2 separate regions of the Homo sapiens genome follow, and region 1 is linked to region 2. Evidence: chromatin loops called from intact Hi-C (ENCODE). Cell type or tissue: CD14-positive monocyte. All regions are shown on one strand. Links, peaks and the distances in the headings refer to the core of each region. The heading gives the core; the rest is flanking DNA.

Region 1 (5,371 bases), core at 311-5,310, 73 kb before region 2:
AATTCTTCAAACAGCCAGTAGAGACAGAAAGGTAGAGCTGGATGGACCTCAGAGACTGTCCAGTCCGGGTGTCTCCTTTTCCAGAGAAAGAAACTGCAACGGGGAGAGGTAAAATGACCTGCTCAAGCTCAAGGCAGATACATCTCTTGACTCCCAAGCTCATTCCATTCTAGCCCCTGTGGGGCAGCGGTGGTGTCTGAGGGACCCGTTGGAAAACTCCACAGAACTGTGACCTAAGACTTCAGTGACTGCTGGTGAAGTCCAGATAAAAACATGGAATGAGCATTTTTCCCAGCACCCTTGTCATTAGGGAGAGACGCAGGGGTTCTTCAGAGCTGTAGGGCAGCTTTGATGCCCCAGCGTCCATTCCAAGTGACCCAGCAGGGATGCTGGACGGAGCCACCAGGGCAGGTGTGGCCTGGGCTCCTGAGCAGCTCCCGGGCAGTGGAAGATCTAGCGGGATGCTGCAGGCAGCAACCTGAGGAATCCGGGGGAGGCATTTCCTCTTTCCTCACATCACCAGCCTCTTGGTTCTCAATGAGTTAGTTCTGCATTTGTCCTGGTGGGGTGGGGTGTGTGTGTGTGTGTGTGGGGTGGGGGGGTGGGGGGGGGTGGGGTGTGTTTGTGTGTGTTTTAAGAATACAGACACCTGGACTTTCCTCCCAGAAACTCTAAACCAGGAGGTCTGGATAGGGCCCACGAAATTGTATTTTTTACTACGTGTCCCTGGAGATGCTGAGGCAGCCATCTCGCTACTATCTGAGGACAAGCGATCGGGAAGCTGTGCACTGGATGACTTACAGAAATCCCTACCACCGTCCCAGTGCTGCTCTCGTCTGGGAAGACTGCTTGGTGGAAGAGCTTGTGATCCATCCTGCCTTGCTATAATTAACAGACCCTGTGATAAGGAGTTCTTCCTGTAGCCTCAGGCTCCCCTACCTCCCACTTTAAGTGTCTTTTCTTCCCTGGTAGTGGGAAGCCAGTCTCCATGTCCTAACCCTCCACAAACTGGAAGCCTATTACTAGGTCACCTGTCAGCCTCTCTGTCCCAGTTAAATCATCTCCATTCCCCTCACCATTCATCCATGCTCCTATTTTCCAACCCATCAATCATTTCCCCGCTTTTCTCTAAATGCTCTCCAAGTTCTCTCCAGTCCCCAAGTTGTCTTTGTTCCTAATTCTTCCCTTGAACAGTTTGTGTCTTGTGAGATTTAAAAAAAAAAAAAAAAATCCTGCTCCAAAAGGATTCGAAGGCTATTTTGACAAGATTAATTTAAGAAACCTCCCTGCAGCATCACAGCAATCCGGGAAAGAGGGCAGGTTGCATAAGAAAGTCTAAGGAAGGTAGTACAATAAATACTCCATTGTCTCCTTGGTAACACACCCCAAAAGTTTTCTGGATGCTCACATAGGCAGGAAGGTGAGTCTATGGGCTGAAGGTCCACCCACTGGCTCACTGGAAAGCCAGGAAGGACGGCTTAGCTTTCCCTCCATTCACGTGGTAGAGATCAGGGCAAGCTGAGACTACCCGAAGGACCGAGCAAGTGGGAGGAAACAGAATCGAATGTGGGAACCAGAGAGCAAAGGGAAGGAGTGTAGGAGATGGGTGGGTCATCACTGACCCCTGCTGACAATGGTATCTGTTTAAACCATAAGCAGAAATTCACTTTTGAGAAGATTTTTAAGGAAGGCAAAAAGCTTTCTCATGGGGATGATATGAAAAATCAGCCAGGAGAGGTGGAAGGAGAAAGAAGGGAAGTAAGACCAAGAGCAGAACAAAGAGAGACAAAGTTCAGTGGCTGCTGCAGACCTATTTTCTACAAAGAGCAGAAGGAAAGGGAGAAGGCAGCAGAGGGAAGAGAGGGCAGTGGAAGAGGCACAGAAATGGAGTAAGAATCTGCCTTCCCAGTCTCGGGGGCCCAGAAGAACACTGACTGCACCTCCAGTGAGGACAGTGACTGTAGGCTTTGCTGGAAACTTGGGAAAGTGGGCACCAGTTTCTAAATATTTCCCAAGAGGTGATCTCACAGAACAGCCATGTGGGCGTGCGCACTGTTCTCTCACCCACAAACTGCCCACCGCTTGCGGTTAACCTGGATTGTGCAGTTTCCAGAAAGCCTAGTGCACTTAGAAACTCGTCATTTAGCACTTCTCCTTTCTTTCAAGTCCTTTCTTATATGATAATTTTTGTCTTCCCAACAGAATTGGCATTTATTAGTCGTAAATTCCTAACACTACGGCCACTGACTTTAGAGAGTATAGTTAATTCCTGTTACTGCCACTTACTAGGTGTGGCCCAGAGGAAGTCTGTAAATCTTAGCCTCAATCTCTTGGTCCAATAAATGGAAAGGGTTGTAATGAGATTTTAAAGAGATGATGTAATTACATGCCAAGAAACATTTGCTGAATATGAATGCCTCTATCTCTTTCTGCACTGGATATGCTGAAGATGACAAAGAGACACACACACACACACACACACACACACACACACACACACACACACACACACACACAGGAGGACGCCGCTTCTTTTAGGCCAGCCTGGTGGCAGATGGGCTGGGGTGGACACACCCTCCCGGAGAACGGCACCTCCTTCTTCCATCCTATGCTGAGGTCAGGCATTTCCTTTGGAAAACCCCTCTGAGGCCTCCATAGCTGATGAGATAAGGAATCATCAGTAACTTTTCCTCAAATGGTGAACATGTTGGGTAAGAACACTTTAGATACGATTATGATAAATTACCAGTGGGGAAGGGCTGTATGTTTTGTTGCGATTTTTTTTTTTTTTTTTTTTTGAGACTGAGTTTCACTCTTGTTGCCCAGCTGGAGAGCAATGGCATGATCTCAGCTCACTGTAACCTCCACCTCCTGGGTTCAAGCTATTCTCCTGCCTCAGGCTCCTGAGTAGCTGGGATTACAGGCACCCTCCACCATGCCTGGCTAATTTTTGTATTTTTAGTAGAGACGGGGTTTCCGCATGTTGGCCAGGCTGGTCTCGAACTGCTGACCTGAGATGATCCACCCGCCTCAGCCTCCCAAAGTGCTGGGATTACAGGTGTGAACCACTGTGCCTGGCCGATTCCTTTTTTTTTTTTTTTTTTAAGGAAAAAAAACCCAAACAAATAAAAAACAAGCAGACTAAAGCCCTTCTCCACCCTTTGGTTCAATCCTAAACCCTGGCCCAATAGCTAATTTTGTTGGTTAGCCTCTTTGTTCACTAATTAGCAATTATGAACAGCTAGAGAGAGGATTACTCACCTTGAGAAGAGGGAATTGTGGGCTCAAGAGGGATGTCACTTAGGGAGAAAAGAAGAACCTCTCCAGATACAAGATGAACCAAACAAAACATGCCCCAAATTAGATACATCTTTAAGAAGGCCAAGAAAAGAAAACACAGCTCTGTTTGCCTCCACATGGCCAACATGCCACCCCCTGGTTTCTGGGTAGCTCCACTCTCTAGTACCTACTTTCATCAGGAAACAGAGATGCCAGCTTCCTTGGAGCAAGGTGATTCTCTTGTAATTTTAGACCTACTTGAAACCAGGGCGTGCAGCTGGGGAACAGCAGGTTGTTCTGGGTGGAACAGAAAATCCAATCTTGGAAAGAAGGAAAGCCTCACTTCTAATCTTGTCCAGTTTTGGTTCTCATCAATGAGTGACACATAAAAAGCCCAGAGATGACTGCGCATATTGCAAGCATAGCTTAAAAACACCCAGGCAAAGCAGGCTTGAGTTTCAAGACCCCATGGAGGATGGAAGGATGGGCAGAGGCTGCATTTTTGAGAAGTGGACAGAAAGGATGCTGCAGCACTCTAGAACGGCCAAGGCATGGACTCTGAGTTTGAAACCGGTCATTATTGCATACTAGCTGTGTGACCCTGGGCAAGCAACACAATCTCTCTGTGCCCCAGCGGCCTCATCTGTGGAATGGGAATGCAGGTGGAGGGGAGGGGAGCAATGCATATAGAGCACTTAGTATATTTGGGGAGAGGCACGTAAGCTGACCAAGTCCAGCCCCTGCCTGGACGCAGGGAAGAATTTCTATTCCCCTTTACAGAGGAGGGCAAGCCCACAGGTCAGGGTCAGACAGCTAGCGCTGGTGAAGGGGCTGGCCACACAGAGGTCATCTGCCTCTTCAGGTCATGTTTTTTCTGCCTCACCAGAGTGCTCACACAAACAGTGTGCCCCTAATGCACTGCTGGTGTGACAGGCTCTGCTCCCACAGCCTTGGGGCCAAGGGCAGCGCCTGAGCCAGCCGCCTGCCTGCCCCCTTTCCTGGGCATACAGTTCAGATGGGAGCATCTTCTCTGTGGGTTCCAATGTGAGAACACTGAGGAGCTCAGCTCCATACCACACTGCCTCTCAGTATAGACTCTGGACAGTCCTGCACTTTTCCAACCTTCCTCAACAGACAGTTGGGGCAGTGGCTGTTTTTGGCCCCATCACTTTTGAGACAAGAAGGTCAGAGAGTTACTTGTGTCATTAAGATGCACAATAAATGAGAAGTGTCTGAAACCACTCAAGGCCACAGCTTGCAAGCATTTTCAATTTTCACTCTCATCCCTAAGTCCCCAGTCTAGGTCACGGAGGCCACTTCTTGATTGTGAAGCAAAGGAAAGACTAAGCTACTGCACCAGGTAATTGGTGCATTTGCCTAACGATCTGCAGGGCAGCTTAGGTTCAATTCGATTTGATTCCATTTAACTAAATGAATTCAATTCAGCCCCATTTATTGAGTGTCCAACTAAATGCAATGTCTCACCCTGGTTCCTGGGGGTTGCGGGCCTGGAGGAGAGGGTTGGGGCAAGATGCAAGCAGCTGTGTCCTGCCCTCTGGGAGCTCCCAGGAAGGAGCTGAACAGACACGGAGGCTTGTAGATCTCTCAGCTCAGCACTGCTGACTTATTGGGCTGGATCATTCTCTGGGGTGGGGCTGTCCCATCTACTGTAGGCTCTTCAGCAGCATCCCCGGCCTCTACCCGCTAGATGCCAGTAGCTCCCCTTTCAGTTGTGAAAACCAAATCTGTCTCCACACACTGCCAAATGTCCCCAGGTGGTAAAATCGCCCCCATTGCAAGCCATAGCTGTAATAGGAAGTTAAATATAATTTTCCATAAAAGAGGTATAAACCAAGTGTCAGGTGGGCCAAGAAACAGGTGACCAGGGCAGTCTTAGTAGACAAAGTGACATTTGGGCTGGGCCTAACAGAGTCAGTAGGGTTTTGACAAGTCTCATTTCTATCTCATAAGGAAAAAATACAGCAGCAGGAAATATGAGGACCCAGTGTCAAGGGACTTGGCATAACCTGCAGGCTACAGTGAACTTCTGAAAATACTGAACCACGGTGGCACCCACCAACCGAAATGAGTC
Region 2 (5,371 bases), core at 135-5,134:
CTGTAGGATCCTGGCATTGTTTTTTGTTAAATGATCCCAGATGATTCTTATGTGTGGCCAGGGATGAGAATTACTAACTTAAAGAATCACAGGAGCACTCCCGATGGCACATGGTCTGCTTTACCCAGAATCACAGAATTGGAGGGAGCTTCTCATCAGCCAAGACCACATCAAGACCACGCAGGCTGAAACTGCTCTTCGGGCCCTGATCTCCACTGACCCAACCTTCCTAAACAGCCACGGAACACACGAGCAGCCACGTTCATTCTCATTCCCTCATTTCTCTGGAACTGCACCATGTGCAGCACTGCCTCAAGGGACACTGATCGCGTATCCAGCGACACTCCATGAGGCACGGGTCGCAATCACAATCCAGACGAGCAGGAATGACTCAATACTTGCCCGATCCCTCCCCTTGGGAAGGTCATTCCCAGAAACCCTTCCTCTAGAATATTCCTTGGGAAAAATGGAGAGAAGGGGTTAAAAGTACCAGGAGACCATGAAGGAGGAAAAGCCATAATTTGAGAAACCCAGAAGGGGTCCTAACGGTAAAGAGCCCTCTGTCAACTGGGGGCAGGCCCCTGTGGGACCTCCCACCTCTGGGCCCGGGGTAATTGGGACAGTCAGCCAGACAAGGCACACAGCTTCCAAATTTCTTGCATGACCTCTCCACACACACCCTTCACTTTAGATTTTGCCTCCAGAAAACAAGAATAAAAATCTGCTTAAAATTCCTCTGGCGTTCCAATGTGCTTGGGGCACATGAGTAAGGGAGGGCCACTACCAATTTCAGTCCTGAGGCACATTCTTTTGGGACAGTGAAGAAATCCTTTCTCCTGTTATGAGCATTGCTCAGTAAGAAAAAACATAAAAGTTGTAAGCATGAGTTCCCAACGCACATTTCCCACTCTCCAGAGGAGGGCTGCTCATGACAGCCTGAGCCTGGGTCCTGTCATTGTTTCTTGTTTGTCTCCTTCCACTGGCCACAGTGCTCTCGGGGGAGGGACTGCGCCTCCTCCACTCTGCAGCCCCAGCCCTGTGTCCGGCACACCATCCACACTTGATCAACAAGAGCCCCCGAATGAACCTCACAGACCTGTTCTTCAGCCACCCAGAGAAGCCCCGAAGCCAGAACTACTGCAAAGCAGCTGGGTGCTGGGCCATCAGGCCCTGTTACCTGTGACATCTTCCCACAGGGTCCTTACTGTGCAGAGCCTGTAGACACTGGCCCTTCCTATCTGGCTTCCTGCCTAAGGCATATTTTCACCCGCTCGCTCCACTTTCAAGTATTATGTTCTAGGAATACTAGCCACTAAGACATCTTCTCAAATTCCTTATTAAATAGGCCAGAGCCTAGGATAATTAAGGTTCTTGCTTCCTACTCCCTTTTAATGCAAACAACCAAACCTGTTTCCCAGGCCTCAGCAAGCTTTGACATTAACTCTAAATGGAAGGTCAAGCAGGCCAGTCTTGTTTCAAAGCTCTTTGCAAAGAAAAAGGACAACTGAAAACAGAACCGGCCAGGTATAAATGACGAGTATTTAGCTCTTGGTAACTCTGTTCATTCTAATAACTCTGGCAGTCATCCATAATTCACACGAGGCAACATCCCTTTAAACAGCTGAGTGAAGAAAACAGGCGACAGGACTAGGAGACCTTCATTTTTAGTTAGAGTTCATCCCCTGGGAAATGTCCCTGGGCCTCAAACTCCCTGACTATAACATGAGGGCTCGCCTAAACGAAATGGCCTGAAAAGCTGTGCAGTTTGAAGAATCCCTATCTTCAGTGGAAAACGGCTGAACTTTACCATCCATGTGGTATTCCTTGCACATATAACGTAAATTCCTAATAAAACACTCCCTTCCACTGCCGCCCAAAAAGCCGCTGGGTAGGTGCGCACCAGCCTCTCTCGAATGAGCACGTTAGCAACAGGTTGAGAAAAAGAGTAGAAATACCGTCAGATAAGAACATGGGGTTTGGAGACCAGGGAACGGTGGAAGGGAGCCTAGGAACGTCGAAAGTAAGTCTCGTCCATCACTCTGCTTTGAGTGATTCCAGCTCTGCGGCACAGCAGAGTCCTCTCATTGAAAGTCAACCCGTCTGGGATGAGGAGGTGTTTAAGGAGAGTTTAAGAACAGAGCTCCTAAGTTCCAAAAGCTCCTGAGTTGTAGCCGGCACAGGCTATGGGCAAGGAAGGAAGGCTGCCATTTCCTCCACTACCTGGGCTCTCCCTGCAGCCCTACGTCACCTTCACAAGTGGTTCCAGCCAGTGGTATGTTGTTAAATGTTTTAGCAACTGGCTTTTAGGAGAGGGGGAAGGAAAGCTCTGGGTGTAGCATATGCCAGTTTTTGTGGTGTAAATGTTCCCACTACTGCCCATTTCAAGTTATCAATGTGATGACATTGAATGCCCAGTGTAAAGGGTTGAGTTCAGTCAGCAATCATGAGCCCTTCCCACCCGCTTGACCCAAGGAAGAGGAAATTCCTGCTAGGTAACACGCAGGGATGGAATGGAGAGAAACAGAGTGTTTCTACAGAGGGAGCAAGGTGTGAGTGACAGGCTGCCGTCAGCACTTAGCGGCCCGTCCCTCCTCCCAGAGAGCAGGAGAGATGCCAGGCACCACTGGAAGCCAACCCAGGATCTGCAGAACGGCCCTACCCCAGGCCCCGCTCACTGAAGGGCATCGCCCACCAGAGGGCAGGCTGGAGAAATGAAAGGAGACACATGGCCCTGGCCCATTCTGTGGCTACCAGGAAGGTAACAAGGAGGAGGCTTCAGGCTCTAAGGAAAATGAAGTTTGGGGATCACTGGTAGAAGTTAATTATCCTTGCTTCCCCTTGGAGCAGCGGGCATCCCTTCCCTGCAGACTCACACTGGAACAAGGCTGAAATGAGAGCCGCCTGCCTGCAGCTTAGGGGCAGAAGTGTCTCGTCCAACTGCCACTCAGTCAGGAAACTGAACAAAGCAGGACCCCATAGAGTGCACAGGCCGGAATTATGGTAAATTACAAAGCAATGATAATCATTTACATGTGTGCGTGTCTGCCAGTGTATGCCTCACTTTCACAGACCTTTTTTCTTTTTAATTCTGATCCTGGGAGGCAGACAGAACAGTGAGCTCTCTCCCTAAAGAGTTGACAGCATAGAAGCGGGCAGTATGCCCGCCTGGAGGGCTGTTCTGTGCTGCGCCTGGGTCCTGTTCTGCACCCTCCTCCCCCAGCCCCTCACTGTCTCTTCCTTTCAGTGGCTCTTCTCATTCATTCCATCTTGGCAGCAGCCGCTTGTGTAACTAAAACCGCAAGAAACTTTGTTTGGCTTCGAATTCAGAAGAAATTCCAGTAACTCACTTCCCACTACCAAAAAAAAAAAAAAAAATCTAGAGGTCTGTTCTAGAGAATTCAGCTTTTTCCGTGGGTAAAATATTCACAAAAAAATGCTCCCTCTCCCCAGCTTACCCCACTCCCCCGCTGAAGCCCCAACATCTGAAAGACATCGGCCCCTCACTCATGCAGCCCGGCAGAGCCTCAGCACTTCCTGAGGGCCAGGGACGAGCTAGGGGGATGGCGGGTTCCTGTTTCGTGGCTGGAGCCAAGCAAGTTAAGAGTTGTTGAAAGACGTGCTTGGCTGGTCTCTCTCCTCACCCGGGTATACTGCTGTTTTGTTTTCAGTGGACAAGGAAGCCAGGGATGAGATCTCTGAGCATCCAGCTCCCGGATCTTGGAAAAAGGCATAGCCAAGGCCCTCCTTACTCCTCCCCACCAGCCATATCTAATATCTGCTAACATCCTTGCAAGCAGCTTCATGCCTGCATGAATGAAGCACAAGTAGCTGCTGCTAACTCAGGAGGAAGGACTTTACTCTGCATGTCCTAGGCCCTTTCTATTGAAAGTGGGGCCCAGGATTCGGACCAGACGGCAGCATCCTCTGGGAGCTTGTTCCAAATGCATCATCTTGGATCCCCATCCTGGATCTCCCGAATCAGCACTGCATTTTCACAGGATTCCCTGGCACTGTCTTTAGACCATGTGCCAATAAACATTTCAGTGTAATAGACACGTATTGGGTACCTGCTGTGTACCGGGCACTGTGCTGGGTGCTAAGGTGATAAAATTCTGAAAGTGGAATCCCTAATCCAGTGAGTATACAGGACAGACTGGCTCGTGGCAATAATGCCCTGTCCCTGCAGGCTGAGTGTGGATATAGAGTAAGGGGTCCATGGTCTTCCCTCATGGAGGTGAAGGCTCTAATTTGTCCAGCCCAACCTTGTGACTTCAGATGCTTCCATACCCTGCATTTTCAGTAGAATTCTGTGACTGATATTGGTTTGCTACCCAAAGTCTCCCCTGAAAAAGGTAAGATACTTTGTCAGCCTCCCTTGCAGCCAGTTGTAGCTAGTTAATTGGATTGTGTCACTAAGAGTAAGGAGAAGTAGCCTTGCACCTTGCTACTCAAAATGCAGTTTCCAGCCACACTGACACACTCTGGCAGCTTGATCAAAATGTGGAATTTCAGGCTCTACCCAAGATCTACTACATCCAAACCTATATTTTAACAAGATTCCCAGGGGATCCTTGTGTAGATTAAATTCAAGAAGTACTATGCTAGGGACTTCTGGGAAAGCCTCTGTTTTATGTAAAAAAAAAAAAAAGGGCCAGAGTGTTATTGGCTCCACTCCTTCCTGGTTCCACCTGCCTTGAATGGGGGTGTGATGCCTGGAGCCCCATTGACAACCATCTTGCAACCATAAGGAAATCAGCTTGAATATGAAAAGCCAACAGACTTAGTATAAGGAAGTGGAAAGAGAGAAAGAGCCTTGGTTCTCAGTGGCATCTTGAGCTGCTGAACCAATTCAGAGTCCTTAAGTATCCTGTTACTTGAAGTCGAGAACATTCCTAACTTACATGTACTCTCTGTTCTTTAAATGAGCACAGGTCTTGAGGTGGCTGATCAAGCCTGAAGAAAGCTAAAGATTCTGCTGAGACCTGCCGCAGCCAGACTGCAGGTCTCCTTTTCTCTGGCAGGAGGCGGGTGCGCTGTACCTGACCACTCATTCAGCAGGCACAGCTGACTCTGATCCCATGAGCTGTGAGGGAAGGAGTGGTTTTGGTGACCTCCTCCTAAGGTCATTGTCTCAGACAAAGCTTTCCAGGCCTACAGGGGAGCCTGAGTTTTCTTCCGGGTGTTGACTTGGAACTCAGTTTCCATAAAGCTGCTGTTCCTGTCTCACTCCTGTGAGAGGCTCCCTAAGTCTTCCCTATTGAGAGGGAAATCCGGGCGTTCAGCCCTGTCTGCCAAGAGTGTGCTAGGGCTGTCTAGTGCCTTTGGGCTCACAGGACTCTCCTTACTTTGGGGATAGGAAAGAAGAAGAGGG

Evidence for each region. Hi-C counts contacts between places; a loop is a spot of excess contacts. Peaks named below come from ENCODE experiments on the same cell type or tissue, not always from the same donor. Only the 100,000 strongest peaks of a DNase experiment are listed, where the experiment ranks them.
Region 1: it touches region 2 in a loop (2.4-fold over the local background); 2 of 110 quality-filtered maps call a loop at or near these places.

The regions. Positions count from the first base shown.
Region 1 is chr12:2,355,398-2,360,768 of GRCh38, reverse strand. The region is part of intron 3 of CACNA1C (calcium voltage-gated channel subunit alpha1 C); the gene reads right to left. Among named protein-coding and RNA genes, the nearest start is that of CACNA1C-IT3, 88 kb to the right of the region's middle. In CD14-positive monocyte, for the core only: no CTCF peak of the experiment used is centred there; DNase peaks (open chromatin) are centred at 518, 2,078 and 2,588; H3K4me3 peaks cover 1,576 bases; H3K27ac peaks cover 1,449 bases.
Region 2 is chr12:2,282,298-2,287,668 of GRCh38, reverse strand. All of the region lies in intron 3 of CACNA1C (calcium voltage-gated channel subunit alpha1 C), which reads right to left. The region is part of intron 1 of CACNA1C-IT3 (CACNA1C intronic transcript 3); the gene reads right to left. Among named protein-coding and RNA genes, the nearest start is that of CACNA1C-IT3, 15 kb to the right of the region's middle. In CD14-positive monocyte, for the core only: CTCF peaks have their summits at 2,491 and 2,691 (motif pointing right); DNase peaks (open chromatin) are centred at 2,698 and 3,558; H3K4me3 peaks cover 1,403 bases; H3K27ac peaks cover 1,422 bases.